Linked DNA regions of Homo sapiens: all the other regions are linked to region 1. Evidence: chromatin loops called from intact Hi-C (ENCODE). Cell type or tissue: transverse colon. All regions are shown on one strand. Links, peaks and the distances in the headings refer to the core of each region. The heading gives the core; the rest is flanking DNA.

What was found. A loop is a pair of places that touch in the nucleus more often than their neighbours do. Peaks named below come from ENCODE experiments on the same cell type or tissue, not always from the same donor. Only the 100,000 strongest peaks of a DNase experiment are listed, where the experiment ranks them.
Region 2: it touches region 1 in a loop (4-fold over the local background); 12 of 110 quality-filtered maps call a loop at or near these places.
Region 3: it touches region 1 in a loop (3.0-fold over the local background); 3 of 110 quality-filtered maps call a loop at or near these places.

The regions. Positions count from the first base shown.
Region 1 is chr9:91,894,118-91,903,999 of GRCh38, reverse strand. All of the region lies in intron 1 of ROR2 (receptor tyrosine kinase like orphan receptor 2), which reads left to right. Among named protein-coding and RNA genes, the nearest start is that of ROR2, 51 kb to the left of the region's middle. RefSeq lists enhancers at 4,300-4,913, 4,759-5,053, 4,914-5,528, 8,894-9,476. In transverse colon, for the core only: no CTCF peak of the experiment used is centred there; DNase peaks (open chromatin) are centred at 3,479, 5,319 and 7,049; H3K27ac peaks cover 7,952 bases.
Region 2 is chr9:91,777,718-91,787,599 of GRCh38, reverse strand. The region is part of intron 1 of ROR2 (receptor tyrosine kinase like orphan receptor 2); the gene reads left to right. Among named protein-coding and RNA genes, the nearest start is that of MIR3910-2, 150 kb to the right of the region's middle. RefSeq lists an enhancer at 4,956-5,455. In transverse colon, for the core only: no CTCF peak of the experiment used is centred there; no DNase peak of the experiment used is centred there; H3K27ac peaks cover 1,853 bases.
Region 3 is chr9:91,832,589-91,842,470 of GRCh38, reverse strand. The region is part of intron 1 of ROR2 (receptor tyrosine kinase like orphan receptor 2); the gene reads left to right. Among named protein-coding and RNA genes, the nearest start is that of ROR2, 110 kb to the left of the region's middle. In transverse colon, for the core only: no CTCF peak of the experiment used is centred there; a DNase peak (open chromatin) is centred at 4,120; H3K4me3 peaks cover 732 bases; H3K27ac peaks cover 6,857 bases.

The DNA of each region.
Region 1 (9,882 bases), core at 584-8,583:
GGCAGTGATTCCTACCTTGTGGGATGGTTCACATGTTTCTTTGAATATCTAAAACCACTCTCCTTTAAAAATATTTCAGCTGTTCACTGACTGTATTTTTGGAAATTAAATGGATATTGTTTTGAGAATGCAGCAATATCCCTTTAAATACGTAAAATAAGTATGGGCATTTTATTGCCGTGGACTCTCTCCACGACCCCAGTCTGAGGTATTTTTATGAGCTCCTAGTAAACCCCGTCTCAAGCCAATTGCGTTTGTTTTTGTTCCTCTTTGTCTACAGAGTTGTCGAATGCTCACCGGGAAGGGGTGGGCAGTTGTCCCTTTGGGGATGTTGAGAATGTGGGGAAACCACTTCCCATTTGCTGACTTAGGGGCTGGTTTAGGAGAAAATCTTTGTTCTTCCCTTTACAGAAAATATTTAGGTTGGGGTTGTTTGTTCCAGAAGTGTCTGCCTTGAAAATACTCCATGGAAGAATTTGGAGATGTAGGAATGGCTTAAGTTTTGACTTGAGGAGAAAAAAAAAAGACACAACGAATCGACTTCTTGGGGCCACAGACCACTCCAGCAGCCTCATTTCCATTTATTTTGGGGGCTTGTGTTGTAGAAGTGAGTTGATGCCCGATGGGAAGAACTGGAGCAGATCACCCTTCCCAGACTTTCTTGGGCAGGGGAAGCCAGCGGGTTGGGGTGTGGGCATCTGAGACCCCTCCATGCAGCATCTATCTGGGTTCCTCCTGGGCCGACTGCAGTCAGGGGCACAGAAAAAAAATCCTGTTGCTCTCTGGATGTGGCAGTTTTAATTTTCCATGCACTCATACTTTAGGGGAGAACATGTATTTTTTTTATTTGCTTTTGTTTAAGTATATGTATTTTTTTCTTTATCATAGTAAAATATGCATATCATGGAATTTACCATCATAAGTATTGTTTGGTGGCATTAAATGCATTCATATTGTTTTGCAACCATCACCGCCATCCACAGAACTCATTTCATCATCCCCGACAGAAACTCTGCACCCATTAAATAATGCCTCCCCCATCTCCTCCCCCAGACCCTGGCAGCCACCGATTCTACCTTCTGTTTCTATGCATTTGACCACCCTAGGGACCTTGTAGAAGTGGAACATGCAGTCTATGTCCTTCTGTGACTGGCCCGGTTCCCTTAGCATGCCTTCGAGGCTTATCCATGTTGCAGCATGTGTCAGATTTCCATTCCTAAGGATATGGTTTTTAAATAGTCATTTGTTTTGCCAGTGCAGATAAAATGTTTACATATTAACTCCATGCTGATGAAGCGGTTTCTTCTTACAGTGAGCTTAACAGTGTCCCTTTCTTGTTGCTTCAGTTGAGACTGAGCTCTCCAACTGATGCTGGATGTCTCAGGGAGGGCCCCATGGTGTCTGTTGGGGGTGGGGGCAGGGTCGCCCAAGGAGGGCCCTTGGTGTTAACGGAGATCCTTGGCAGTTCAGGAGGTCTCAGGCGGCTCACAGCCACGACCACCCAGCTCCCCATCGGGAACTGCTTTTGAGATCTGTTTTCAGTAGGGGCCTGAGGCGTGGGAAGGCCCTGGCTGTGAGAGGTACAAGCAGGGTGGGCTTGGTGGAGAGGTGATGGAGGGCCTGGGATTTGGGTTTCCTGGAGGGAAAGAAGGGAAAAGACCCTGACAGCGAAGGGGAAGTTTACTTCATTTTGTGATACCTGAGGATAGAAATTGAGCTTTGGTTTAGAAATGAGATATTTCTACTATGAAGAAAGAATTAAAGGAAAATTGAGAAAACCTTTAAAAATAATTGTTTCTCCTTCCTCTTCTTTGTTGTGTGAGTATGCATCTCTTACTTGTTGACTACTTAGATGAATCAGGCCGTCATCTGTGGTGGGGAGCCCTTGTGAGTTACTAAATATTTCATCTCCATGAGCCCCAGTTTCTGCATCTGAAAAATAGGAATGTTAACCGTTGTGTGGATTAAATGTTGGGACTGGTTGAATGAATTGAGGGAGGTATTCTGTGCGAATGGCCTCTTTTCAAGTGCCTCTGGCTCTGTTGGCCTGCTGCTCCAGAATTGAGGGTAGGCCCCCCCACCTACACCTGGCAAAGGTACAACTGACTTTTCCTCACACAGTAGCTATGGAAAAATAAACAAAGCTCCTTTTTATTTTTTGCTTTTTTTTTTTTCAGAGCACTCTTTTTTTTTTTTGAGATGGAGTCCCAGGCTGGAGTGCATTCGTGAGATCATGGCTCGCTGCAACCTCCACCTCCTGGGTTCAAGCAGTTCTCCCGCCTCAGCTTCCTGAGTAGCTGGGATTACAAGCGCATGCCACCATGCCTGGCTAATTTTTGTATTTTTAGTAGAGATGGGGTTTCATCATGTTGGTCAGGCTGGTCTCAAACTCCTCACCTCAGATGATCCGCCTGCCTTAGCCTCCCGAAGTGCTGGGATTACAGGTATGAGCCACCACACCCATCCCAGAGCACTTTTATTTTTAACCCCCTGTAGAAGGCAGATAATGTACTGAGCCCACATTTGAAATGACGTGAGCCTTTTCTCCTGTTGGAAAACAAAGATCTTAGTTCTAAGTGGGTGGGAAGATAAGCCAGTGAGGAAGGACACTGTTGGTTTGATTATACTTGAGGCAACTAGTAAACTATCACTACCTCCTAGTTATTGGTGTTTCATGATATCCCACAGGTATCAGAAACATTCACAAACTACTGACATGCAGATTTGCATTTCCCATGGGTACAGTTGGAGATAGTCTAACTTATACTAAATATGCTGTATAATTTATGTGTTATACATACCATGTAACATAGTATACCTATTTATAGTATAGTTTGCATTTCAGAAGAATATAGTTGGGCTGTCAAGTAACACAGTTTTACAAGACAGTTCTTTTCTCTAGTTGAAGGATGGTGGAGTGGAGGGGGATTCTGCCCGACCTTCCTGGCTCTGGATTCAGTCTGGCTGAGCTGAGGGGCCCCTTGTGCAGCTTCCTCGTAGTACACATTAAAAACCCTTCAGCTTAAAAAACAATCTGCCCAGAAAAGGGATTTATAGTCCAGTATCTGATTAAACGATGTGTGTTTCAGTTCCCAGAACTTTGCTTCCTAGTTGCTCTTTTTAATTAATAATGGATTTCCTTCTTAAAAACAGATGTGCATTCTTGGCTTATTATTTTTTTCCCTTCAAGCTGGAACCTATGCCTCTGTTTGCACAGAATTGAGGTGTGAAGTGGGTCTAATGGTCCTGACAATTTGAAGGACTTTTAAGCCTGTGGTTTTGTGACAAGTGCTGACTCTAGGTGGGAGTGGCCTTGGCGGCCCAGCTGCCCCCAGTCCATGGAACCGACGTGCCCCGCGAGGAGTCCTCTCCTGGGGCCTGTCCTGGTTCACTGTCAGCACTCTCTTCCAGAAGCTTGTCGTTTTCCCGCCTCCTTGGCTGCTTTTGAATGTTCTGGATGCCACGCGGTGCCTTCCTCATTTCTTGTTTCCTGCGGGTCCCACGTGCAGGCCCGGCGCCCTCGTGTCCCTGCCAGCCTCTCTTGCTCCAGGCAGCCGGAGGATTGCCCCGCGCCGCCACCGTTCCCTGCGTGGGGGGGCCTGCGCCAGGGTCGGCTGCCTGCTGTGCCTCTCAGCCGCTGTCATTGACCATCTTGTGCGGGAGGCAGCTGGAGGACTTGCGTCTGCCGTCTGCCCTTCCTGCAGCCCCTTGCGGCGTCCAGTTTGCTTCTGCTTCTGCGCTTGGGCCTCTGGATGCGAGGCTGCTGGGGCCCTGCCCCCCACCCCCTGGCGGCCCTGGGGGACCCGCTGCATCCTGAGCTTATCTGGGGGCCTGCCCAGCACTGGAGGGAGGCTTATCTGGAGCCCTGCTGACTTGCTGTCTGTCAGTTTGCAGGCTTTAAAACTTATCTTACTGGTGAGTGCATCTAGTGGGTTCCAGGCTGGCATTCTTTTGGTCTCTAGGTACTTATCGATTAATGTTTTACTAAATTATCAAGCCTGCATTCACAGGTCAAATGTAGATTTTATACTTTAATAAACTTGGGTCTCATATTCCTAGTTTCCTGGTGGATGTATGTGTTCGAGTGTGCAGATGTGTTGCATATGTAATGTGTATGTGTGTGTATGCACAGTGCACCTGTGTGTGTGTGTTTGCGACCAGTTTCCTGGTGTATGTGTACGTGTGCGTACGTGTGAGTGCATGTGGGGATTGTGGCGCATGTGTTGTGTGCACACGTTTGTGTGTGAGTGTATATGTGTGTGCTTGTGTGTAGATTCCTGGTGTGTGTGTCTAAGGGTTGAGGTGTCAGGCAGAGCGTGGGGAACTCTGAGGAACTTGGTCCCAGCTGCCCCCTCCTCCCCATCTTTCTCCTTGGGGACGGAGGAGGCTCTGTTCTCTCCTGCCCACCTGCTCAGTGCCAGTTCCCAGCTCTCCTGCTGCTCAGCTCTTAAGCAGACCTTTTTCCCCAGGTGTATCTGCCTATACCTCTTTACCCCATGTGTGCACCTGAAGGCACCGGGACTGGTAGGGTGGTGTTCACATGCAGCACACAGGAGGGACACAGGGTTCCATAGTCTCCTTTGACAGAAGAGGAAAGAGGCCAAGCAGGGGACATTGACCTGGGGCCCCACACATGGTATAAGTGCTGGGTCCTGCTCTGTCTGCTGCTCCCCAAATATTTGCACAACTGCCCAGCCTCAGCTGTGGCCTGGTGTCTGCAGTCGCCCTTTGCAGAGGCTCCCAGCAGATAATGCCACCTATTTGCCTCATGAGTTCCTGTGCATTTTCTCCAAGATACACTCCTGCTCTGCCATCCCCCGCACCCCCTGGGGGCCCTTTCCGGTCCATGTGTTTCTGGAGGACAGAGGTCAGGCCGGAGTCAGCGGAACAGGAAGAGGCCACCTGGTGGGCTCAGGCAGCTCTTGGCGGCTGTTTGTCCTGACACACGTGCTGAAGCGGGCTGCCATTTCCGCTGCCCTCTCTGTTTGGAAAGCAGCCTCTGCTGTTGCTTCATCAGAACAGTATCAGAGTGAAGACCAAGAAGATGCTCAGGCCACGTGGCATCGGGTGTCTGAGGCTTCTTCCAGTTTCCTGGAGTTACTGTGGCCTTGCTCAGCTGTGTGCCAAGCGTGGAAAGCACCTGGTCATGCCCGTTCTGGAGGCAGCCGGGCCTGCCTGCCATCATGTGTTGCTCTGTGCTGCGTCTCCTTCTGCACTGGGGCTGGAGTCAGCCTTGTGACTAATAGTCAGGAGAAGGGTAATCTAAATTCAGCTTTGCAAACAAGATTGTCCTTTTAAAGTCCTGTGAGAGTTGGTGATTTACGGGCATCTCTGGGCAGATGCCCTCCTTGCTAGCATTTCCTCATTGTTCTCATTCCCTGGGGAAGTGGGGCTCTGTGTTGTGCTGGCCACCTGGCTGTACGTTTGTCTTGCCCTTGAATGGGAACACTTTGTCATGTATAAATCACACCTCCATAAAGTTGTCATGAATAAAGGGGTGGGGTTCTGTAGGACGTCTTGGGGTTGTAATCCTGGCTCTCCAGTGTGTTTTTTGGGCAGATCATTTAGTATCTTGGGTCTCAAATGTCCATCTCTGAAACGGGGACACCACTTCTCTCCCCACAGGGTTTTGTGAGGTTTGGGGCATGGGATATGCACCCAGCACTAAGCACAGTGCCAGCCACATGGTGTTATCCAGATGACAGCTGTCGTCACTCTGGGCTCTTAGTTGGCCACAGGTCACCTTTCCTCCGAGGGAAGTTTGGGATGGAAGTGGTTAGAAAGGCTCTGGACACAAGACTCATTTGCAGAGAAGGAACCAGATAACGGATGCTTCACTAAATTGGCAAAGCCACTTGAGACTTTCTTTCCAGAACCGGTGACCATGAGGGGATCAGTGATTGTAGACAGGCTTGTGGGAGTCAGAGAGGCCCAGGGGTGTGGCCCGAGGGGTTCTCGGGGTGTGTGGACCCCGCCGTGGCAAGGTCAGGATGGAGCCTGTGGGTGGCCCGTCTGGTGCTCCTTCTCCCTTCCTCTTCAGTCTCACCTTCTGTGGCTCCAGGCAGGGGGACTGCACTCTCTGTCCACATGTCCACCTTCCTCACCACACATCCTCAGGTGGATGCAATGATACACACAGGGACTCCCTCAGAAGCAGACCCGTCCTCAGGGAGGGAAGTCTTGGTGACCGGGCCTGGGCTGCCTTTGGAACTTTGGTGTGGACATCCCACTTATTTCTCTTGAGTGTTTTTATTTAGAAAGAAGGGTGAGGCTTGGAGTGAGGCAGCCTCCCCAGGCCCCTTTGTGAGATGCCCCTGGGCCTGGAAGCCTGTCCTCAGCCCACCTGTCTTCTGCTCCACAAGCTCACCCCACATCTTAGGCTCGCCTTCACACCTTTGGCCAGGTGGTTCCCCCCACCTGGAATACCCCCCCACCCACTTCCAAATCCTGTTCTTTGGTCAGAGCATCACCCAGTATCACTTTGTTCTTATGACAAAATTTTCCTAAAGCCATGGAAGGTTGTACTAACTATTGACATTATCACCAACCCCATGAGACTATTATTATAACGTTTACTAACCACATAACTTTTGGCAATGCCTTAGAGGAGAACATGCCAGAAGACCTGGATCACCTTCTTTCCTCTGTACAAGTGGGATAGGCATGTCTTCCCTGCTTCCCCTTTGGGATTATTTTGGCCTAAAACAAGAGACCATGTTTGATTTCACTTTGAAAATTAAATTGTATAAGTTTAATTGCTAATTTTAATAAGTAGCTTGACTATCAAGTTTAATGGGACTCGAAAACTCCCAGCCTTTCCCTTAATTTGGGAGCAGTTATTCTGATCACAGTGCTGTGTGGGGAAGGGTGGGGCTCCACAACCCACCCGTGCTTCCTATGCACTTACGGGGTCTACGTGTGCATCCAGCTGCCAGTGCTGCATTGCACCGAACACGGAAGAGGAGCTTTCACGAGGAGCATGGGCCTTCCCCTTCCTTCCCTTTGCTCCCACTCGCTCTTTAAATGAGCTGTGTTACCGGGCAGAGAGGACTTAGGGAGAGCAGCCGAGGGCGGTGGAGCCCAACGGTGTTTGCTGGGGCCTGGCCAAGCAGAAAGCAGAGGCCTGTCAGGAATGATTAAAGAGCCCAGTGTTGGAAAAGAACAGGCCTTTATGTTGGTGGTAAAATGATTAGAAAGTAATAAGAAAAATGCAGGTTTGGACAGAACATTGTTTTGTTTAATCAGTTCTAAGCCCAAATGAAAAAAAAAGTGCCCTTAGAAGTAAGTTTAAAAGGGATTACAACATACATGTGAACATTTCTCCCATCTAGTTTATGAGTTTAAACTTTAAGGGGAAGGGGGCAGATAAGTCTCTTATTTCTTGGTGTCCAGTGAGGCAATTTCTCTAATGGGAACCAGAAGCAGAGAGAGTAAGAAACATGCTGATGTGAGCAGGCACTTTTGAGGTATAAGAAACTGTCAAGTGATTATTCACACTTCTGTTGGCTGCGCAAAATCCGGATATGGTGAGATCTTTCCAGAAGCCGAAGGAAAAACCTGGAATCTGATCACCTTGTGAGGAGAAATAGGGATCTGAGGAGAATTAATTCTGTTGTTTTTAAAGTGGTGTTTCTGAAGATAAACTGGATGAGGACAGCATTGTGGGGAAGCGGGGGAACCAAGATTGCATCTTTGATGTTCAGCCAAGACAGAGTCAGGGCTACAAATATACCCAGTGGAGCGGCACTGGCAAGGAAGGACACGCAGTCTAAGGAGAGATGGTCTAGGGTGATGCTGCTTTTTCATCTTCACAATATTGTATGCACTGCGTGAATTTCTCTTCTAGAGGAAGGAAGACAGATTTTGGAAAACTTTTCCAGTAATGTGTTCTATGGATTTCATCCTTTTTTGCAACATTAACCTTGGGCATTTGTCAAAGATGGAGGCTGTTTGAATATTTTTGAAAGATTGTGACATGGGCTCAAGTTTTCTTGATACACAAGCAGTCTCAGCTGCCACAGGTGTCTGGTGGGAGGTACTGGCACGCGGGTGACATGGAGGGACCTTGGCTTCCCTGTATCACCAAATGCCTGAATTACCAATTAAGAGTAGAGTCATTTTTTTAAATAGATTTATGTATTTCTTTTTTCTTTTTTGAGACAGAGTCTCGCTCAGCCGCCCAGGCTGGAGTGCAGTGGCGCGATCTCGGCTCACTGCAACCGCCGTCTTTCATGTTCAAGCGAATTCTCCCGTGTCAGCCTCCCGAGTAGCTGGGATTACAGGCATCTGCCATCATGCCCGCCTAAATTTTGTATTTTAGTAGAGATGGGGTTTCACCATGTTGGCCAGGCTGGTCTTGAACTCCTGACCTCAAGTGATCCGCCCGCCTCAGCCTCCAAAGTGCTAGGATTACAGGCGTGAGCCACCGTGCCTGGCCTAAATAGATTTATTTTTTAGAACATTTTAGGTTCACAACAAAATAGAGATGAAGGAACAGAGAATTCCCATATTCCCTGTAACCTGCCCAACATCCCCTACCAGAGTGGTGTGTTTTCTACAGTTGATGAACCTATATTGATATATCATTATCACCCAGAGTCCATAGTTTACCTTAGGGTTCACTTTTGGTGCTGTATGTTCTGTGGGTTTGAACAAATGTAAAATGATATGTGTCTACCATGATAGTATCATACAGATATTTTTCAATGCCGTAAAAATTTTCTGTACTCCACTTATTCATCCCTTCCTCCCCAATCCCTGGCAATCACATGACTCCATAGTTTTACCTTTTCTAGATGTCTTATAGTTGGAATCATATAGTATGTAGTTCTTTCAGATTGGATTCTTTCATTTAGCAATTGGCATTTAAGTTTGCTCTATCTCTTTTCATGGTTTGATAGCTCATTTCTTTTTAGTGCTGAATATTTCATCCACTAGATGTACCACAATTTGTGTACCCTCTTACCTGCTGAAGGACATCTGCTTCCAAGTTTTGGCAATTATGAATGAAGCTGCTGTAAATATCCTTGTGCAGGTTTTTGTGTGGACATAAGTTTTCATCTCCTTATACCAAGGAGTGTGATTGCTAGAACATAGGGTAAGAGTGTGTTTAGCTTTGTAAGAAACCATCAAACTGTCTTCCTCAGTGGCCGTACCATTTTGCATTCTCATGAGCAGTGAATGGGACCTCCTGTTGCTCCACATCCTCCCAGCATTTGGTGTCATCAGTGTTTTGGATAGGAGGAACTTTCAGGGGAGAAATAATTAAGCATACTGAAGGAACTGGAAAGGACAGAATTCCCCTCCACTCTCAAGAATAACAATGGAAATGCCCAGGGCATCTGATGTTTAAAACTATAGTTCTGGGCATATTTTGGGCACTCACAAGTTCTCTGTGAGAATGTTCAGTTTAAACTCATTGTGTTTTTGCACAGCCAACAGAAGTGAATAATCACTTGACAGTTTCTTATACCTCGAATGTGCCTGCTCACATCAGCATGTTTCTTACTCTCTCTGCTTCTGGTTCCCATTAGAGAAATTGCCTCACTGGACACCAAGAAATAGGAATTTATATGCTCCCTTCCCCTTAAAGTTTAAGCTCATTATGTTTTTCTCCTCAATGGTAATCTAAAATCCGTGTTAATCAGTTAGCAGACACACATGTTATGATGCCAGGGGAGATCAGATGAGGCTGAGGCCCCTTGTGCAAACGAAGGTGGGGAACAAGGGACCCAAGCATTGGCATGTCTGAGAGAAGAGACTTCTTGGTAGAGGGAGTGGCCAGTGCAAAGGCCCCGTGGCTGGAGCAAGCTTGGTGTGTTCAAGGAAGAGCAGGGGCCAGTGAACCTAGAGGTGGGTGCTGGGAGAGTGACGGGGCTGGAG
Region 2 (9,882 bases), core at 586-8,585, 120 kb after region 1:
GGTTTATGTATTTCCTGTAATGTGTGACCACTGAGTTATCTGCTAATTTTTAAATAAATAAATAAAAAGAAAGATTTTATTTATTTATTTATTTTGAGACAGAGTCTTGTTCCGTCTCCCAGGCTGAAGTGCAGTGGCCTGATCTCTGCTCACTGCAGCCTCCAGGGTTCAAGTGATTCTCCTGCCTCAGCCTCCTGAGTAGCTGGGATTACAGGCACCCACCACCACTCATGGCTAATTTTTGTATTTTTGGTAGAGATGGGGTTTCAGCATATTATGCAGGCTGGTCTTGAACTCCTGACCTCAAGTGATCCACCCACCTCAGCCTCCCAAAGTGCTGGGATTACAGGCGTGAGCCACCACACCCAGCCTCTTTTTATTTTTAAACCCTGGATTCTGTGGGGTCACATCTGAGCCAGTATAATTGTATATAATTAGCCAGTCACTGTTCACATTTCCTTTCCATACATGCCTTGCCTGTGTTTCTGACACCTTTCATCAAAGATCTGTATGAGACGGAGATGACATGCTGTCCAGCTTCAGGGAGTTTGTAAAGACGGCTTCAGCTTTCATTTCCGGATTGCACAGGGTCTCATTGTCACCCAGAGAGGAGTGACTGTGGTGTCCTCTCCTGTCCCAGGTCTTTTCTGAGCATGCATACAACCTCTTCCCTTCCCCGGGAGTGTGTCAGAGCTTTTGAAGTTCCGTAGCTCCTCTAATTCTTTAGGATTTCATTTTAAATTCAGGGTCAGGCTCATGTTGACTGCAGTTATAGTCAGCTCTAGGCAGCTGAGGTTGCCAGCAGTTTGCTGTTGTTTTCATAATGCCCCAGGGGTATCTGCCATCTGCCACCTTCCCTACCCCTCCGCCCCCAGCTGAGTTCTGAGGCGAATCTAGAGATTTCCCAGAGTGCTGCAAGTCCAGACAAAATGTTGACTCTGTTATGGGGCCAGTACTTTTCACAGAGCTCCACAAGTGGAGTCTCTCACTGTTTGCGAGGTTGGTGGCCTTGGCTACTTCACCATTGAGCTGGGGAGGGAGGGGCAGTGGGAGTAGCCCAGGTTAACTGGTCACAGACCCACCTTCTTATCAAGGTTCAGCAGGTTCCCTTGAACAGACAATTTTCACCTCATATTTTTGTTGGTGTCAGCAGAGAGCAAGTTCATCCTAGATATCACTCTGCCACTCTGGAAGTGGATTCTCTAGTATATTGCCCATTTATTTATTTATTTATTTATTTATTTACTTATTGATTGATTGATTGATTGATTGATTGACAGAGTCTTGCTCTGTTGCCCAGACTGGAGTGCAGTGGCATGATCATGGCTCACTGCTGCCTCAACCTCCCAGGCTCAAGCGATCTTCTCACCTCAGTCTGTGGAGTGTCAGGGTTCACAAATGCACACCACCATACCTGGCTTTTTTTTTTTTTTTTTTTTTTGGTAGAAACAGGGTTTCCGTATGTTACCCAGGCTAGTCTTGAACTCCTAGGCTCAAGTGGTCCTCCCTAAGTGCTGGGGTTATAGGCATGAGCCACGGGTGCCAGCTATATTGCCTTTTGAGTCTGGCTTCTTTCACTTAGTGAAATGTATTGGAGACACTTCTGTCGTGTGTATGTTGTATCAGTTGGCTCTTTCTATGGTTGAGTAGTGTATGGTAGAGTTTTAAAGTTATGGGAGTTTCTTTGGAGTTGTAAAGATATATATGCACATGTAAAAGGGGATGTTGTCAGAGAGATTGTGGAACCTTGGGCCTGCCACAGTTCCTGGAGAATTTCGGGGCATTTCAGGTTCAAAGCCAGTGGAGCAGGTCAGTGCTCTCCAGTGTTGTGGAGGAACAGGAGCCCATGCCCTGCAGCAGATCTCAAGGGCCACAGAGCCGTGTCGCAGGGGCTCTGAACTGTGACACTGTCATTGGCCTCTGGTGTAGCAGGCACCACCCCACATCTGGAGCAGATATGAGTCCTGGCCCCAGCCTTCAGACAGTGAGCCAAAACTCAGAGACTCCTCGTGCAAAATGAACATGATGGTGGTCACCAAAGTATTTGTTTACTCATCAGATATTTTTCGAGTGCCTAGTGCATCTTGGGCTCTATTCCAGGGGTGGGACAGACCACCATCACCTAGACTCTGGAGTTTCATTCTGATGCAAAGACAGATGGTGAACCAGATGCATGTGTGCACACACAGTGCTCTGGAAAGAAATACAGCAAGGAAGACAGCAGTCTGAGAGTAGGGCTAAGTAGGCTTCAGGTTGTCCAGGGGAGGCCTTGTGTAGGAACTCACATTGAAACAGGGGCCTGAAACAACGTGAGGGGTGAACCATATGCACAGGGACCCTGAAACAAGTGAGGCGTCGAACCACATGCACATATGGGGAAGCATTTTCCAGGCAGAGGAAAGAATAAATGCAAACTGCAGGGGAGCAGCTGGAATTGGAGCTAAGGGAGGGAGAGATGAGGAGTGGAGGCCACCCCAGGAGCAAACTCTGTGTGTGTGTGTGTATACGTGTGTGTACCCATGTCCATGTGTGTAGGGCTAGTGAAGGGAGCTAGCTTTTCCTCTGAGCAAGTGGGAAGATGCTGGAAAGTACTGAGTACAGGAGCATTCATTCATTCATTCATTCATCCACCTAATGAGCAACTTGCATGCTGCTCTTCAGGTGCTGGGGCTGGCAGTGAGCACACAGATAGAATCTCCTGGCCCCATGAAGGCGAGACAGAAAAATAAACAGCCAGTTACCTCATGGAAGACATTAAGGGAAAAGTTAAACAGAAAAGCAAGTTGGGAGTGGTTAGGTTAGGACTTTGTGTGTACATGTGGAGGGAAGTATTTGACATTTTGAGTAGGGCCAGGGAGGGCCTTGCTCAAGGATGTAGTGTTGTATGAGAAAGATTTTTAAAAATTCGGTAAACTTTGTAAATGTAATTTACGTCTACAAAAGTACATAAATTGCCAGTGTATAGTTTGATGAATGTTAACGTGGTATATACACCCACTAACAGCAGCCACACCAGCAACTCCCAGCAACCTGCTCCCACCCAGGCATTGAAGCCAACTGTGTTCTGACTGCCATCACCACGGATGACGTCTGCCTGCCTTTGAACTTAGTGTGAGTGGAACTGCACAGCACGCATCTTTGTATCTGGCTTCCTGCACCCCACCTGATGCATCTGAACTTCACCCATGTTTTGTAGGTGACAGGATTTGAAGCCCCTTTGAGAGGCTTCCTGTGGCTGCTGCATGGAGAGCAGGTGGGGGCCAGGGGGTGCTGCAGTCGCCCACAGCATGTTAGCAGGGCAGGTCCTGATACATTCTGCAGATAGAGCAAACAGCATTTCGTGATGGATTGGGTGTGGGATTTGAGAGGAAAGGAGTCAAGACGAACTCCAGCCTTGTGGCCTTAGCTGGGAGCAGGGTGGAATCAGCACTGTTGCAGCTGGGCAGCTCCGCAGGGCACAGGTGTGTAACGGGAGGCCGGGCTGTGGTGTGGACAGGTCAAGCATGGTGTCTCCTGGACATGCAAGTGGAGGTGTGAGCAGGTGGCGGGATTTCTGAGTTGGCTTTCAGGGGAGCGGTCTGGCCTGGACAGGTGGTTTGGGAGTTGTAGGTGTTCTGGTGTTATTTAAAGCAAGCCCTCAAGGAGTCAGGATGGAAAGAGAGGGAAAGCTTTTCCATTCAGAGGACTGGGGAGGAGGACAGACTTACAAGCGGGTGGAGGCAGGAAAAGATCCAGACGTGGGCAGTGGAGTGGGGAGGTTGTGAGCACGATGTGCGTGGAATGGGGGCTGTGTGAATGCTGAATAGGGTCGTTACCCACAGCAGTCAGGCTGCAGAAGGCCAACTCCACCTCCATCCCTGGTGTGCCCTCCAGGCTCGCAGAGCCGTGGAGTGGCATTGGTGTAAATATTATGAGAAAAAGAAATGTCAGCCAAGGAGGTAAGAGCTGAAAAGCTCATTTGGGCACAAGACTAGGCCTAGGGCGGGGCTGCAGCTGCAGCTGAAACCCTGGAGGGGTGAAGTGGGAGGACTGCCGGTCTCAGCAGATGGCTGTGAGGGTTGGAGGTGGCTTCCATATAAGTGAGAGTTGGCCTCAGAAGGGAGGGGTTTGGGGCACTAGAGTCACTAACAAGTTGGCAGTTCCTGGGCATGCGAGCAGTCCCAGCACACCTGTACTTAGCCCAGAGAGCCTATCCATCCCTTCTCAGCGAGGCACTCACTGTGAGGCTGAGCCTTGCCATTGTGTGTGTCATTCTCAAGTCAGCACTAAGTTTTGAAGACAAATAATGCTTTCCCTTATGGGTTGAATTGTGTCCCTGAAAATAGAAACACAGGAGTCCTAGTCCTCTGTGTCTCAGAATGTGCCCTTATTTGGAGATCGGGTTTTTACACAGGTAATTAAGGTAAAAGGAGGTCATCAGGGCTCTCATCCTATGGGACTGGTGACCTGTAGGAAGAGAGATTTGGACGGAAAGACGGTGTGCATGGAGGGACAATGAGGAGATGGAAGGAGAAGCCATGGTCTGCCAGCAAGGAGTGACCTGCAGCAGATCCTCTCTCCCAGCCGCAGAAGGAACCTGCCCTACTGACACCTTGATCCTGGCCTTCCAGCCTCCTGAACTGAGACAAGGCGTTTCCATTGTTTAGGCTGCCCCATCTGTGCGGCTTTGTTGTGGCTGCCTTAGGAAACCAACACAGAAGCTGCCTTAAAAAGAATCACTGCTACTTCCTGTGATCATAGCAGACATTTACCCCTGTTTGATTCCAAGACTCTGAAGCAAATTCTGGCTACCAGAGAATCTTCTGCTTTTGAACCCCCTCTGGGTTAGCCTCTGGCTACATGGCCTGGGACCTGGATTCCTGGTTGATGGAGGTGGAGCCTGCTCCAGACCTGGCCTTAACTTAAAGCAAGCTTGTCTAACCCGTGGCACATGCAGCCCAGGACGGCTTTGAATGCAGCCCAACACAACTTCTTTCTTAAAACATTATGAGGGTTTTTTTTTTTTTTTTTTTTTTGCTATCAGCTATCGTTAGTGTTAGTATATTTTACGTGTGGCCCAAGACAATTATTCTTCTTCCAGTGTGGCCCAGGGAAGCCAAAAGATTGGACACCCCTGAAAAGCCTTAAGCAAATGGAAGACATCTGCTTTTGCTGCCAAAGGATAATGCAGTTTCTTTTCTAATCAGGGTGTTTTTTTTTTCTTTTTTACATCCCTCCCTTTAATTAAAAACTTTCCAGAGATTCAAGGTGACAAAGTAACCTTTTGTATGCATGGGAGTAACTAATATTCAAGAGCTACTTCCTTGAAACTAGATGAAAAGATACAATAAACCTGGAGCCTTTACTTAGCATTTCTGTTTGCTCCTTTTCTGCTGGTTTTGGTGCAGAAACAAGCAGCCACTTAAGAGAAAGCAAGCCTCAGCTCCCTGTCACAGGGAGGGGACCTCACCTTCTCACTGTATCTGGTGGGGGTGGAGGTGCGGCATTTGGCCTCCCAGCCCGGCCAGGCTCACCGCTGCCAGGGCTGTGGATGCTGGGAAGAGAGAAGGTCTGTGAAAGGCCTCAATTCAGCTGCCTGAGTGGCCTCTCTCCCCCTTCACCTAAATATTCCTTTGGCCCCTGACAGTGGGCTTTTGTTGGGGGCTCTGGGGGCTGTCAGAGACAGAAAGTAGAAAGAGCTTTATGAAGGCAATATTGAAGGGAGTTGGGCTGGTACATTGACTCACTTGGAGGTTTAATACGTTTGCTTTAGAAGTGGAATCACAGCAAAGTTCAAATTGGTGAAACGGTTACTCCATTTTCAAGTTGATGAGTTTTAACTCCCTATTTCCAAAGTAGAGTTAAGCCAGCCCTTGAAGGAATATAAGAACAGAGGCTAGTATTTACTCAACTCAAAGTTAGAAATAATGAAAATAAAAAATTACAGACTGTTAAGACCACTACCAATTAGGTACTGGCAGCCCACCTGGAATGCTGTTTGGTTTTCTAGCTGCAATTGAAACACAGGGTGCAGTGTCTTAGTAAGAGCATTCCCCGAAACAGTCTCAAGGCTCTTTGCTATTGACATACTTCTCCTGACCCAGGTCCCAGACTAATAATGGCCTTACCCTTTCGGGACTTTATACGCTGCTCCTTCCCAATTTTTAACTTTTCTTCCTTAACTGTTGCCTTTCTAGCATCATGGGTGTTTTCGATCTGACGTGTTGCCGAGCTGAGTAGTTGTTGTGGAACACATGAGTGACATTTGCACGTGCAAGTGGGACAGTGGGTGCACAGAGCTTGCTCGCAGCGTAGCTCATTGTGAAATCTGTCCTTGCCATTCATTCAGGGGGTGTCTGGTTTGCAGCACCGTCACTTTCTCAGGCTGTGCTTTTTCCCTGCCGTGACTTCTGTTCTTAAACACATCCTGCAAATTATACCTTCACATGAGGACAACCAAATCCAAGAATGCCAAGCTCTGGTGAATAAAATACCCTTACTAATTAAAAAGAGGCTGCTTTGAAGTTGTCTGAACATCCTGAAGACTGCATCTAATTGCATCACAGTAAGCATACCGATTCAGATCAACAGGTGAAGAGATGAATGGATGAACAGTCTGAATAACAAAGCATGTTTAAAAGAAACGCAAATCAAAACCAGAATAGCACCATGGACTCAAATCCAAGGGCATAGGTGAAACTTCATTAATAAATGCTTGCTTAATGGTGTGACTGCTGTTAATGAGAGAATGATTGTGATACTAGAGGTAGAGCCTTGGAATCAGAACAGACGTGCTTGCTACTTTGCAGATATAAATTTATCTTTTTTTTGAGATGGAGTCTTGCTCTGTCACCCAGGCTGGAGTGCAATGGCACCATCTTGTCTCACTGCAACCTCCACCTCCCAGATTCAAGTGATTCTCCTGCCTCAGCCTCCCAAGTAGCTGGGATTACAGGCACCTGCCACCACGCCTGGCTAATTTTTGTATTTTTAGTACAGATGGGATTTCACCACGTTGGCCAGGCTGGTCTCAAACTCCTGACCTCAGGTGATCCACCCGAGGCCTCGACCTCCCAAAGTGCTGGGATTACAGGCATGAGCCACCACGCCAGCCCAATTAATCTTATCTTGTTGATGCCATAAATCAAGATGTCACATCAGAGGTCTGTGTTGAAAGAAGGTTTTCAGAAGAGTTTTGTTTGATGGTTATATAATTTCTTTCTTTCTTTCTTTCATTTTTTTTTTAGACGGAGTCTTGCTCTGTCGCCTAGGCTGGAGTAGTGTGGCGTGATCTCGGCTCACTGCAAGCTCCGCCTCCCAGCTTCACGCCATTCTCCTGCCTCAGCCTCCCGAGTAGCTGGGACTACAGGCTCCTGCCACCATGCCCGGCTAATTTTTTGTATTTTTAGTAGAGACGGGGTTTCACTGTGTTAGCCAGGATGGTCTCGTGATCCACCCGCCTTGGCCTCCCAAAGTGATGGGATTACAGGCGTGAGCCACTGTGCCTGGCCTGGTTATATAATTTCTAATTCTTCAGAATCTGCACCTCCAGCTATTGCAGGCCTGATGTGACTCTCTTAACAGCAACCGGGCATCATCCCTATCAACAGTGAACCCTTTCACTTTGGCCATTCTGTAGACACCAATTGGTTCAGCCTGGAATATACAAGACATTCATAAAGTGCTTCCAAGAATATGCTACAAATTCCTGCTTAAGAGCTGATGTCTCCATGCCAATGACAATTCCTGTAGGACTCAGCTGAAAAATCCAACATTTTCCAAAATGTTTTAATTTCTAAATATTTGCCAGCATGCTGTATAAATCATTGAATAACATATTAAATCCAGTGAATCTGTGTCAGATTCTGTTCATAGGGTTAGGGTGCATACTTGGCTTTGAGGCCATTTACCAGGGATTGCATCATTAAGAATGTAAAGTATTGGCCAGGCACGGTGGCACGGTGGCTCATGCCTGTAATCCTAGCACTTTGGGAGGCTGAGGTGGGTGGATCATTTAAGGTCAGGAGTTCGAGACCAGCCTGGCCAACATGGTGAAACACTACCTCTACTAAAAATACAAAAATTAGCCGGGCGTGGTGGTGGGCACCTGCAGTCCTAGCTACTTGGGAGGCGGAGGCAGGAGAATCGCTTGGACCCGGGAGGCAGAGGTTGCAGTGAGCTGAGATCCCACCACTGCACTCCAGCCTGGGCAACAAGAGCGAAACTCTGTCTCGAAAAAAAAAAAAAAAAAAGAAAAGTATAAGTGTTTGGAGGTAGAATGTTTTATGCAGTTCTACTTGTGAGCCTTGGTTTTAAGGGATTGAACAAGGTGATGGAAATGTGTAATTGTTCTTCAGTAAGCTTTTTACTTTAGTTTTAGATTTATAGAAAAGTTGTGATGACAGTACATAGAGCCCCCACACACCCCACACCCAGTTTCCCCTATTGTTAACACCTTACCTTGGCATGGTACATTTGCCCCATAATACGGGTGCATTATTCTTGACTAACGTTCACACTATTCATTTTCCCTTAGTTTTTACCTAATATCCCTTTTCTGTTCCAGGGTCCTGACCAGGATACCACATTATATTTAGTCTTTGCTTCTAGAGTGTCATGTGTGTTTTTGACATGGATAAAACTAGATATTGAATGTGTCATTTCATTATACCAGCCACACTTAAATTTTTGTTTCATATTAAATGTTTTCCTCTCTTTAAAAAGTATCAAAAAACTAAAAGAAGCTTATAAATCACTACTCCCCTACTCATCTACCCAAGGGTTGAGTTTCCCTCTGGCTTCACCTCGCCACTCTGTGATGTTTTTACAGTGAAAATGACCCAGGTCCAGCGGAGAAAAGTCAGGGCACTGTGCCTGTCATACGGATGACATTCTTGATGGTCATGTAGGGCACACTTAAGAGCATTTTACCCAAACGGAGGACGTGTGGGTTTGGCTAGAGTAGTGTCCTCATATTCAGGAGAAAAATATATTGAAGTCCTGAAGAGTCAGGACAGATGAATCTCCTCTCAGAATCTCTTTTCTGATGGTCCAGAAGGCCACGTGGCCTCTTCTCTTGCTCCTCCAGCTAAATCCAGGCAACTAACGAGGACAGGGACCTTGCCTGGTGAGCTCATCATCTAGCTGGGGTGCAAGGGTGCCTGCACCAGGTGAAAACCGAAAAGGCCTTTATGTAAAGAATGACTCAGGACAGGCACCGAGGAGATGTTGCAGGGCGCACGACCGTGATCATTCACCAGCCATATCGGGTTGGCAGTCACCACCAAGGCAAGTTGTGGTGTTGTGAGGTTGTCACAAAGTCATTCGGTCAGGAACGATGATAGCCCATTAGGTGCAGAAGCACGTGCTCAGTATGTGTACCCATTGCAACATCCGTTGTGGTGGCCCCTAAACTGGCCAAGTTGAAAGTGTTCCCTGATCCTGCGAGTCACCAGCCATTCCTCCCAGCTTGTGTGCAGCAGGAGTGAGGGCATGTGCAGGTCTCCTTACCAGGCCAGCCTGGCTGCTCCTAAATTGCCCCACCTTGGGAGCAGCAATCCTAGTAGCTCTGGCATTTTGGGGTAGTTCCTCCCTTTCATACTTCAGTCATCTCTGCGGCCTCATGTATGTTTTCCACATCCCCTTCTCCTTGTGGAGACAGACCCCCCGAGTCTGGGAAGTGGTCTGAGTGAGCCAAATTAATGGCCTTGTTTACTAATCCCGTGGTACAGCATGCTTTCTTCTTTTTTTTTCTTTTTGCTACTACAGGGCATGCATTTTGAAAAGTATAATTATAAAATTGATGCTTGTTTAGAATACTGCATATTATATGATTTCATTTATAGAAAATGTCCAGAATAGGTAAATCCATAGAGACAGCAGATTCGTGGTTACCAGGGGCTG
Region 3 (9,882 bases), core at 851-8,850, 62 kb after region 1:
CAGCATTTGGGTTCTTGTGCCTGTGCTATTGACTTGCATTCTTGGTGCCTCAGTTTCCTCAGCTGATAATCGGGATAATGATGGGGTCATTGTGAGGATTAAAGGAGATAACACATGCATGGCACCTGGCATACATGTGTTGGCTGTTCCTAATCTTGACAGCAGTAATAGTAATCAGGACAGTAGATGTTTGTGACACTTGGGGATCAGGAGTATGCTCGAGTAATTAGGGGATGAGGAAAATAACTCCTTCCTTCACCTGCTGTCCATTTCTTGAAGATACTTGCTTTTGACCATCTCTCCTCTTTATGCTTTTTCTCTCCTTTCTTTCCTTACTTCTCTTTCTCTCTCTTCTTTATTCTGCACTTGCTTTGCAGGCATGGGTCTGCACAGGGGCAGTATGGATCCAAGTCCTGTTACTGGAAGCCTGGCCTGGTGAGGCTGGTGGGTGGGGCTGGCAGGGTGAGTCCATCAGAGGTCCACATCCTTCCCCGCCCTGACTTCATTGCTTGGCCTTGGGTAAGGCATTCTGTCTTTTCTTTGGAAAATGCAGACAGAGATGACTCTCATGGTGGCTGCCAGGGCCATGCACAGAATGTGGAGGAAATGCATAGGCTGCTGGCAGTTGAGGTGCCATTAATATAAGAAACAGTCTAAGAAGAGGAAACCCAGTGGGGATGGCAGGGAGGTCTGGTGCAAACCCCACCAGGCTGGCATCCGAGGGCACTGAAGATTGAAGGAGTCCCCTGCCAAAGCTTGCTCCCAGGAGAGGTCATGCAGACGTGTGGAGGGCAGAGGGACGAGGGAGGCTGCTCAGGAGCCCACCGGGCTGTACTGCTGAGCACCAGCTTTTGCATGGAAATACACATTTACAGACTTTTTCACAGACCTCACCCATTTGCAAACCACCTGATGGTTAGATTTAAAACATTATCACCTTAAACCAATAAAAATAATCTTTTAAAATTAATACTTTGAAGAGCTTCCGGCCTTTGCCAGTCTGTGTCAGGGACTGCAGCTTTGGCTGTGACTTTAGGGGCAGTCTCATGGGCATTCAGGCAGAAGCCACATTCCGAGACCTAAGAGAATTTATGAATTGGTAGAGGAGCATTTAAAGTGTTGGTGTGGCAGCTTAGAAGAGGGACTGCTGTGAGTTTTAAAAAGCTCCTGGTCAAACTCTAGAAAATGTTGAGTTTTCCGTGGACTCATGTATTTATTAATGTGTTAATCACTTCCATCACTCTGGGAGTGAACACCCACAAAGTTCCAGGTCATCCGTGCAGATCCCTCTGTATTCTGTGCTTTGTTTTGCTTTGTAAAATGAGGATAAAAGGAGCATACGTGAGCTCAAGGGCGGTCAACTGATGGGCCAATGGCCGGGGAATGAGACTGGACCCACGTGATGCCTGTTTCAGTCTATGATTTGGCTGTGGGTGCACAAGCTCTGCTGTATTACATATAAGGAGCTGTTTCAGCTTGTCTTTGGTAGTTGGACACAGTCTTGCAAATCATGCCATTAATGCATACAGCCCATGACCACACATCTATAATGGTCTCACATGTATAGGATACAACAAATGCATGCAATGAAATGGCTAGAGAATGAAACAGAGCTGGAGCATGGGGTGTGGATCTCAGGTCCTTGCGTAGGAACAAGGGGCTGCCGCTATCTCATTTGGACACGCAGAGGGGATTTGGATGCTCCAGGCCTGCCTGGGAGACAGTTGAGAGAGTCACCCAGGCTGGCATTTGGTTCTGGCCATCACCGCCTCACCTGTCTTGGTTGTTGGTGTGTTTGTCTCTCCTCATTCCCTGTGCGCTGGGCAGATACTGACTGAGAAAGTATGGGCGGTGCTGTTGTAGGGCCAGGGAGCATGGCCAGCTCAGGAGGAAGGCCCCCAGCTGGGGATCCAGCCTCGCTGCATGTGGCCCCAGGCCTGAAAGAGGGGAGCTGGCATCAAAACTGGAAAGAAAACGTCAGACATCTCTCCTGTCTCAGTGATGTGGGTTTATTTTAATGAACAGAGGCCTCCTTGAAGCAATTGGGTATGGTGGGCCCGTCTGGAGGGTGCCTTTGGAAGTGTTTGTTCTTGTCTGGGGTCTGTCACTGGAAGGCTCTGGGTTTTCAGTGCACTGCAGAACTACAGGTTTCCTCATTCATAAGAAGAGAAGGTTAGAAAGAGAAAGAGAAACGGGTAACGTTATCCCGGGCCGTTGTGGCATTTTAATGTCACACGTGTGTTCCTGTGCAGCTGCTGGTCCTTGCTCTCCCGGGTCCCTCCGCTCTGATTCCTCTACTACCCACTCCCAATGTGCCTCCCAGGACAGCGGGGCCTCGGGAGTGCCCCTTAAGCAGCCAGGTACTCTCTGCTCTGCCAGATGAAGTGGGCATTTCCCGGGCAGGGTGAGGCTCTCCCTGAGAAATGCTGGGCAGTCCAGGGAACGGGGGCCAGTACAGTGTGGGGTGATACAGCGCTGTGGGCAACGCAGGTGGGGATGTTTCATCACCAGAGCCTTTTGTGAGTGATGGAAAGAAACACATTTATGAAAAGAAAGGGGTGCACTTTTGGTGGGGTGTCCCCAAGTAAAAGGTGGTTGAGAAGGGGAATTGTATTAAACAGATCACCCTCAGGAGTGTCGGTGGAGAAAACCGACTTCTGGCTCCCGAGGCTCCCCCGGGACACATCACCCAGTAGAGAGGCAGACACACATGTATGCACGCCACACTCACATACCACACACACCACACATACAGCACACACACACCACATACAACACACACACACCCACACCATATGCACAAACATGTATCCCCACATATATACCTCTCACACCACACACACAATATATACCACATACTTCCATAGACAAACTCAAAGAAACACACAAACACACTCCCTCACATTCATATACCAGACACACCACACTCATATACCTCCCCACAACATACACGCACCACACATACCCACAGCATGTGCACACATATCCTCACGCGTATACACCTCACATATACACACACACATAGACACCCCACACCACACATACACACACACCCCACAGACCCACACTCACAACACACACCACATACATACACACATACACCATATACACACAGACACACCCCTCCCACATTCATACACCACACATATACACACAGGCACACATGCCTGTACTTACACACACACACACACACACACACACACACACACACACACACACCCCCGATCTGACAGCACCAGGAATCAGGCCAGGATATTGGAGGAGGTGTTTTGGTAAACACGAAATACACCCAGCCTCCTGCTGCCCCCCAGAACCCCTTCATCTTGTTAATTGGTGAATTCTTTCCTAAGCTGCTGTCATCCCACGCTTGTGTTGCTATGTGCCTGCGCGTAGCCAGTGCGGAGGGCCTTGCATGTTGTGTAGTGTGTGCTTTTTGTGTCTTTATTTTAATGCCATTTTTGACTCGTTGCCCAGGATTCCGTTGTTAGATTTCCCTCTCTCCCAAACTGAAATTTATCTAATTCTCCCTTAGAGTCCACCGGGAACTTCTCTCTAGTTTCTGCTGAAGCAGACTTCTACTGTGTGCCGAAAGACGATTTTCTTGTTCTTTGTGCCCGTTTATTTAAAACTCCAGAATGGAGCACTGCTTTTATGAATGCTGGGTTTCACGATAACTCATAACATCTGTCATGGTTAATGCTTGGACACACAATGCCTTTACTCTTTTAAAAAGGGTCTAACGGGAGAGATCCTATTTTCCGACTGCAGCGGGGTCTCCTGCGCCGGCCGTGGTGCTCGGGGTCTCTATTCCCAAGGGGCCGAGACAGCCATGCTGGGGTGGCTGCCTGCGAGCCTGGTGAGGGACCCATTCCCCAGTGGTAACATCAGAAGCAGAGGGTTCTGAAGATGAGATCTTAACTCGGAATGAAACCCCGCAGTCCGATCTCAGGGTGTTTTCGTGTCTTGTCTATACAAAAGATAGCTTATGCCAAGGAGAGAAAAGATAGCGGCTGTGACCAGGCGTGGCATGACTGGTGAGTCAGGAATGTTTCAGGTGCCAGGAGGGGAGGGGCTGCAGGAGATGCAGAAGGGCGTCTCAGCCCTTCACTCAACACTGTGTGCGCACTTGGCCCTGGTCCCAGCTCTCGGGGCCTTCAGGTTAATCCATAGTCTGAGTGGCTCACTTGGTTCAGAAATGGCCTGGTGGTGCCTGGTTTAATTTGCTTTTATAAGCTAATAGGCTAAGTTGAGCATTTCAAAGGGGCGATTTTTCCTTCTTAAAGTTGCAGTGAACACATCTTTCAGGATCCAGAGGGAGAATTACACACATAAGGTATGCCCAGGTTAAGGAACACGGTAAAGATTTTAACTGCCTAATAAACTGTAAATCCCTAAATAAACTCCCAGACAAGGCAGTAAAAGCTAGACGTCAACATGCAAAAATGAAACTAGTTTTGTGAGGGTAGGGGGAGTATGGGTAATTTCTGTTTTTCCTAAAATACATATTTAAAGTGGCAGTTCGACAATGAAAAGAAAAGTATGGTTCGGTGATTTTTTTTCTTTTATGTGTTCCACTTAGAATGTGTGAACACGTGGCGCTGTAGCCTACATTCCTTATTCTTTTACTTCTACCTTATAGCTTAAAATTAAAAAACCTACAACAGTGATTAAAACTATATATTTTTTTCTACTTGCCAAATGTGTGTAGATCAATCTAAGAACACTGGACATTAAGAAATTTTCTTATGCACAAGTGGAATTTGTCTTCTCCTTTTAAAACACGTTAAACATCTTGAAAATGAGACAACTGGGACATGAAAAATTTATGAGATGGCTTTGAGAATAACTGCTGATCCTTTAATTGATTGGCCTTCTTCCCCAAGCCCCTTAAGATCGCTTACCTTTGGGTAGTGTTCATAAAGTGCAAAGAGCAGGGGGATTGTTTTAATATGGCAAGGCTTCTCCCCGCCTCCCTTCTTAAACAGCTAAGTTTCAGCCAGTCATATTTGGTGATTTTTTTATTGTTACAAGTTTTGGTTTTTTATAGTGGATGTGATGTGATCTCATGACATGGCTGTTTGTTTTAAGACCAGTAAGCAGGCTGGGCACAGTGGCTCACGCCTGTAATCCCAGCACTTTGGGAGGCTGAGGCGGGCCGATCATGAGGTCAGGAGATCAAGACCATCCTGGCTAACATGGTGAAACCCCGTCTGTACTAAAAATACAAAAAACTAGCTGGGCGTGGTGGCTGAGATCGCGCCACTGCACTCGCTTGGGCGACAGAGTGAGACTCCATCTCAAAAAACAACAACAACAACAAAAAAAAAAACAGTAAGCAATGCAGAACAGAAATTCCTAAGGAACCATTTATTACCATGTACACATCTCGAGTGAACTTTTAAAGTTGTTTTCCTTGAATACAGTTTTTTTAAAGAAAAATTATTTTATTTTCTTGTGATGATTTTCCAATCTAATAATCTTAAATTACTGTAATTTCTTTCCTCTAGAAAAACATGGTATATACCATTGACCAAAGCTGCAAACAAAAATCTGCAGCTAGTAAGTGGAATATAGCAGACAGACTGAATGGACAGGGCTTGTGTGATTTGAGGGGTTCCTGCCTGGCACCTGGCTGAGGCCACTGCCCAGGCGGCAGAGGTGGAGGAGCGAGCTGCCATTCATAACTGGGCAGCCTGGAAAAACCAAGGCTTCAAGAAGTTCCAGAACTCGCCCCAATGCAGGATCCTGTGAGCCGCAGCTCCTCCTGCCACCCTCAGAGCTGACATCAGCTGGCACAGCCCCCAGACCGGGGGTGGGGCAGGGGCAGGCAGTTAGCTGCGTTGTCGCACCAGAGGACAGAGGAGACCTGGGCTTTCTTAGCATTGCTGCTCCTGAACATCCATCAGCTGCAGACTGTTTTTTTTTTTTTTTGAGATGGAATCTCACTCTGTCTTCCAGGCTGGAGTGCAGTGGTGCGATCTTGGCTTACTGCAGTCTCTGCCTCCTGGGTTCAAGCGATTCTCCTGCCTCAGCCTCCCAAGTAGCTGGGACTACAGGCACGCACCACTACGACTGGCTAATTTTTGTATTTTTAGTAGAAAGGGGGTTTCACCATGTTGGCCAGGCTGGCTTCGAACTCCTGACCTCAAGTGATCTGCCCGCCTCAGCCTCCCAAAGTGCTGGGATTACAGGCGTGAACCATGATGCCTGGTCCAGACTGGATTAATAATTGGTACCTCTTCCCAGGACAAAGTGCCATACGACAATAAAAACAAATGAACTTCACCCACAAGCTACACTGTGGGTGAATCCCACCACCAGATGACAAAGGAAAGAAGGAGGCCACAGAGAAGCATGGTGGGATTCCATGTGCAAAGTTTTGTGTGTTTTTAAAATAGGTGAAACCAAACTCTGTTGTTTAGCGGGGGAATGCAGGAAGTAAAACCTCATTGCTTGCATGTGCCTTGGATTTTACCAAACACGGCTGGGGAAAGCTGTTTTCAAGCTATACAGAAAGGTAGGGAAGTGACGATCACAAAAGCGTTGTCCTAGCGCCCAGAAATTAAGCAATTACTATAGAAGTGAAAGGCGGACATGTGGAGGAGACATCTCGTGAGAGTGTTTTTGTGGTGTCTTCTTGAGAAAGGTTTTGTGGGAGACCTTCCCAGGCTGGCAGGTGGCTTGGCCTCCACCAGTCAGCCCCTGAGCTCCACAGGTGCACCCTTCCGCCTCCTGCAGCTGCAAGTAGTGGTAGCTTTTCCCTCCCACCCCTGCTGGTCTTCCTGGAGAGATTTAGTTCATTTTAATGATTTTACAGGTCTTATGGAAAGATGCTCACTGCTGTTGCTGCAGGCTCCTGAGTTTACTGCGATGAGTCGGTAGCCTTACTGGGAACATTTTCACTCATAGGAGATGGGGATCAGGGATGGGGCAGCAGGGCCGTGGAGAGAGTTCCAATCTACATTTAACTCTGAGCATGTCAGGGCAGCCCCCAGTGGCTCTGACAGGCTGTTTTTGCTCCTTCTGCTTTTCCAGTATATGGAATGAGGGCTGGGGGCAGTGTGTGTGCAGAGAAGAGAGCAATGGAGCCCATAAATCAGTGCAACCGTCATGGTGAAATTGTACATGTCTCCTTAAAGAAGCCACGGAAATGGAAGTGTTTTAAGACAGAGGAGCCAAGGCTATTTTGGGGTGGCCTAGCATGTTTGTTTCATGAGGCACATCTTTGCTTCCATTAGCAAATGGCACTGCTGTGAACTGGCTGGATTGGTGCAGGACCCTTGGAGGTGAGGGGGCAGCAGGTTGTGGAGAGAGGCTTCCAACAAGGGGGCAGCACATGAAGACTGCAGGGGCTGTGTCTGCAGGGGCTGTGTCTGCAGGGGTCTCTTTAGGCATCTTCAGCTCCATCACCATGTGTTGTAAGACATGCCTGGCCTCAGGCTCCTCATCCCTGGCCCACCCACCCACAGTGACGTTTGTGCCCAGAGACATAAGGCAGGGTGCATTCCTGTGCTGGACTGGAAAAGCAATCATTTCCTGGCAGAGTGCTTGGTCAAGTTGTAAAGTGGTCTCACTTGAACAGAGCCCATGCTATCGGGTTTTATTGGAGCTGTGTTTATCTTGAGCTCTGCAGGAGTCAAAAGCTCACTGGAACTTTTAGGTAAAACCTGTGTGTGTGCAGATGGGCCACACCTTCCTTGGTTTCAGGACAACAGTTTTGCTCGGCTTTAAAATCGCAAGAGCTCTCATTTGGGATCCATACCTTTGGAGAAGGTCCTGACAATTTGACTCCACTTAGGTTTTTCATGTTGGAATCTTAAGTGTTTTGATAGATGGGTCCCTTTCTCAGTGCTGTGTGTCTGCATGAATCTCGCTGACCTTTGCTTCTCATGGCTGTCACAGAGCAGCCCTGCTGACGACGGGACTGGTGGGGTATTTTGTCCCAGCTATTCCATGCATAAGGTGTAGAGAATATGTCTTCTGCCATGGCTAGAGTTAAATAAAGGAAAATTCATGCCAGGCTGAGTTCAGGATTGATGTTTGCTCTGTGTCTGCATTAAAAAATAAACCACAAACATGGTTGTCCTCCAGCAGGGCTGGTGTTGAGTTAGCAGCTGCCAAATGACTTGTGGATGGTGGGTTTGCACGCGGGGACGTGGTCCTGGGCATCTGTGGCACAGGGAAGGGAGGAGATGAAACACAGCTGGGGCTCTGGGCAAGTCCACCCAGCGATGCTCAGGAAAGCCAGGACCTGAGTGGGCTCCCGTAGCCCACAGTTTCTGGTCTTGTTTCCTGAGCCAGGCTGTGCCTTTTTCTCTGGGTAACAAGATAGATTTACTGACCTTTGCCATGGAGATCATGTACTTTGGAACCCGAGACCTGTTTTTACTTTCCATTTGTCAGCTGGAACAAAAGCCGGAATGAGCTTTACAGTCTGCAGGCCCAGGGGGACGGCCTACCCACTCTCCACGCAGTGTCCTCCCTGGAACCATCCCTGACCTCAGCCTGTGGGTGCTTGAGGCTGGGGGAGAGAACACAAAGAGAAATCCCATGGCTCGAATATGCCTCAGATTTCCCTGAACACTGGGCTGGGGAAAGCTGTTTTCAGACACAGTGAGGGGACGTCCCTCCCTCCATATCCCTTCAAGCTGAGTCTTGCAGCAGGACTCGGGTCTGCTCTTGGCTGCGTGGGGCAGAGGGGATGCTCCAGCAGATGTCCAGGACAGCTCCTTCTGCGTGTTGAGGCCCCAGGGAGCTCTCGGGGGCTGAGCAGAGCTGATCAGTTGGAGGCTGGCAGGAGTGCAGGCAGCTCGAGGCGGGCATGCAGGTCTGCAGGGTGCGCTGGCCATGGGCTGCTTCTCTTCGATAGGGGGTCATTGAGGGATGTGCATGGAAAGGAGTGCTCAGCTACTCCAGGGGCCTGGGGGGCACGGCTCTGGCGTGTGGCGGTGCTGGTGGTGGGACTGGGAGTTGTCTTTGTCTTGGAATCAGTTGAGGGTGACCTCAAGAGATTTGACTTGAGCGCCTGAAAGGACATGGCCGCCATTTGCTGGGAAAGGGACAGTAGCGGTTGGGGCAAAGCTGGGAGTCACGATACAGGCACAGTGCACTCGGCATGCCATTTGGACACCCAGCTGGGGGTGGCAGGATGAGGACCTGTTGCAGAAGTGCAGAGCAGGACGCTGGAGCCCAGCGTGGATGCGTCGGGAGCATCCGGCAGGCTGGATGGACAAGCAGCTGAGCAGCCTTGGGGGTCCTTCCTCCCTCCCAAGCATTTATGTCTGTGGGTTGGTGTCGTGGTGACGCATCTGCAGCCACCCTGATGCCATGCCTCTTGCCCACTCGGCAGAGAACACCTGGGTGTTTTGTCTCTCAGCCCACCTTCCCTGTCCCTCTTTGGGGGTGTTGCAGGGCTTAGGGGAGCCCACTCTGAGCCCCTCACCTGCTTTTGTGTACCACATCCTGACTTGCTGGTGGGCTCCTACCCAGGAGGGCTGTGCTGACCTGGGCAGGGCTCAGGTCTGGCACTGCAGCGTCTTCTCTTGGCATCTCTCTTCCTCCTTTCCCCTCCACTGAGGTTTGGGGCTATAGGAGGCCCCGATTTCTGCCAAGATGGACGTTGTATTTCTAGTTGCTGTTTCTCTCCATTGTTTTGGGGTGATTTGAGGAGTGTACCTGTCAGGGTCCAACTAGAGAAACAAAACTCGTAGGAGATATATATGAAAAGATTTGTCACAGGGAATCGACTTACTTGGTTGTTGGGTCTGACCAGGCGCATTTGAAATCCATGGGGCCGACCACAGGGAAGGGTGGCTGGAACTGTGGGCACCGCTGAGGCTACTGTCCCTGGTGGGAGTTTCCTCTTTCTCAGAAAAGCCGCTG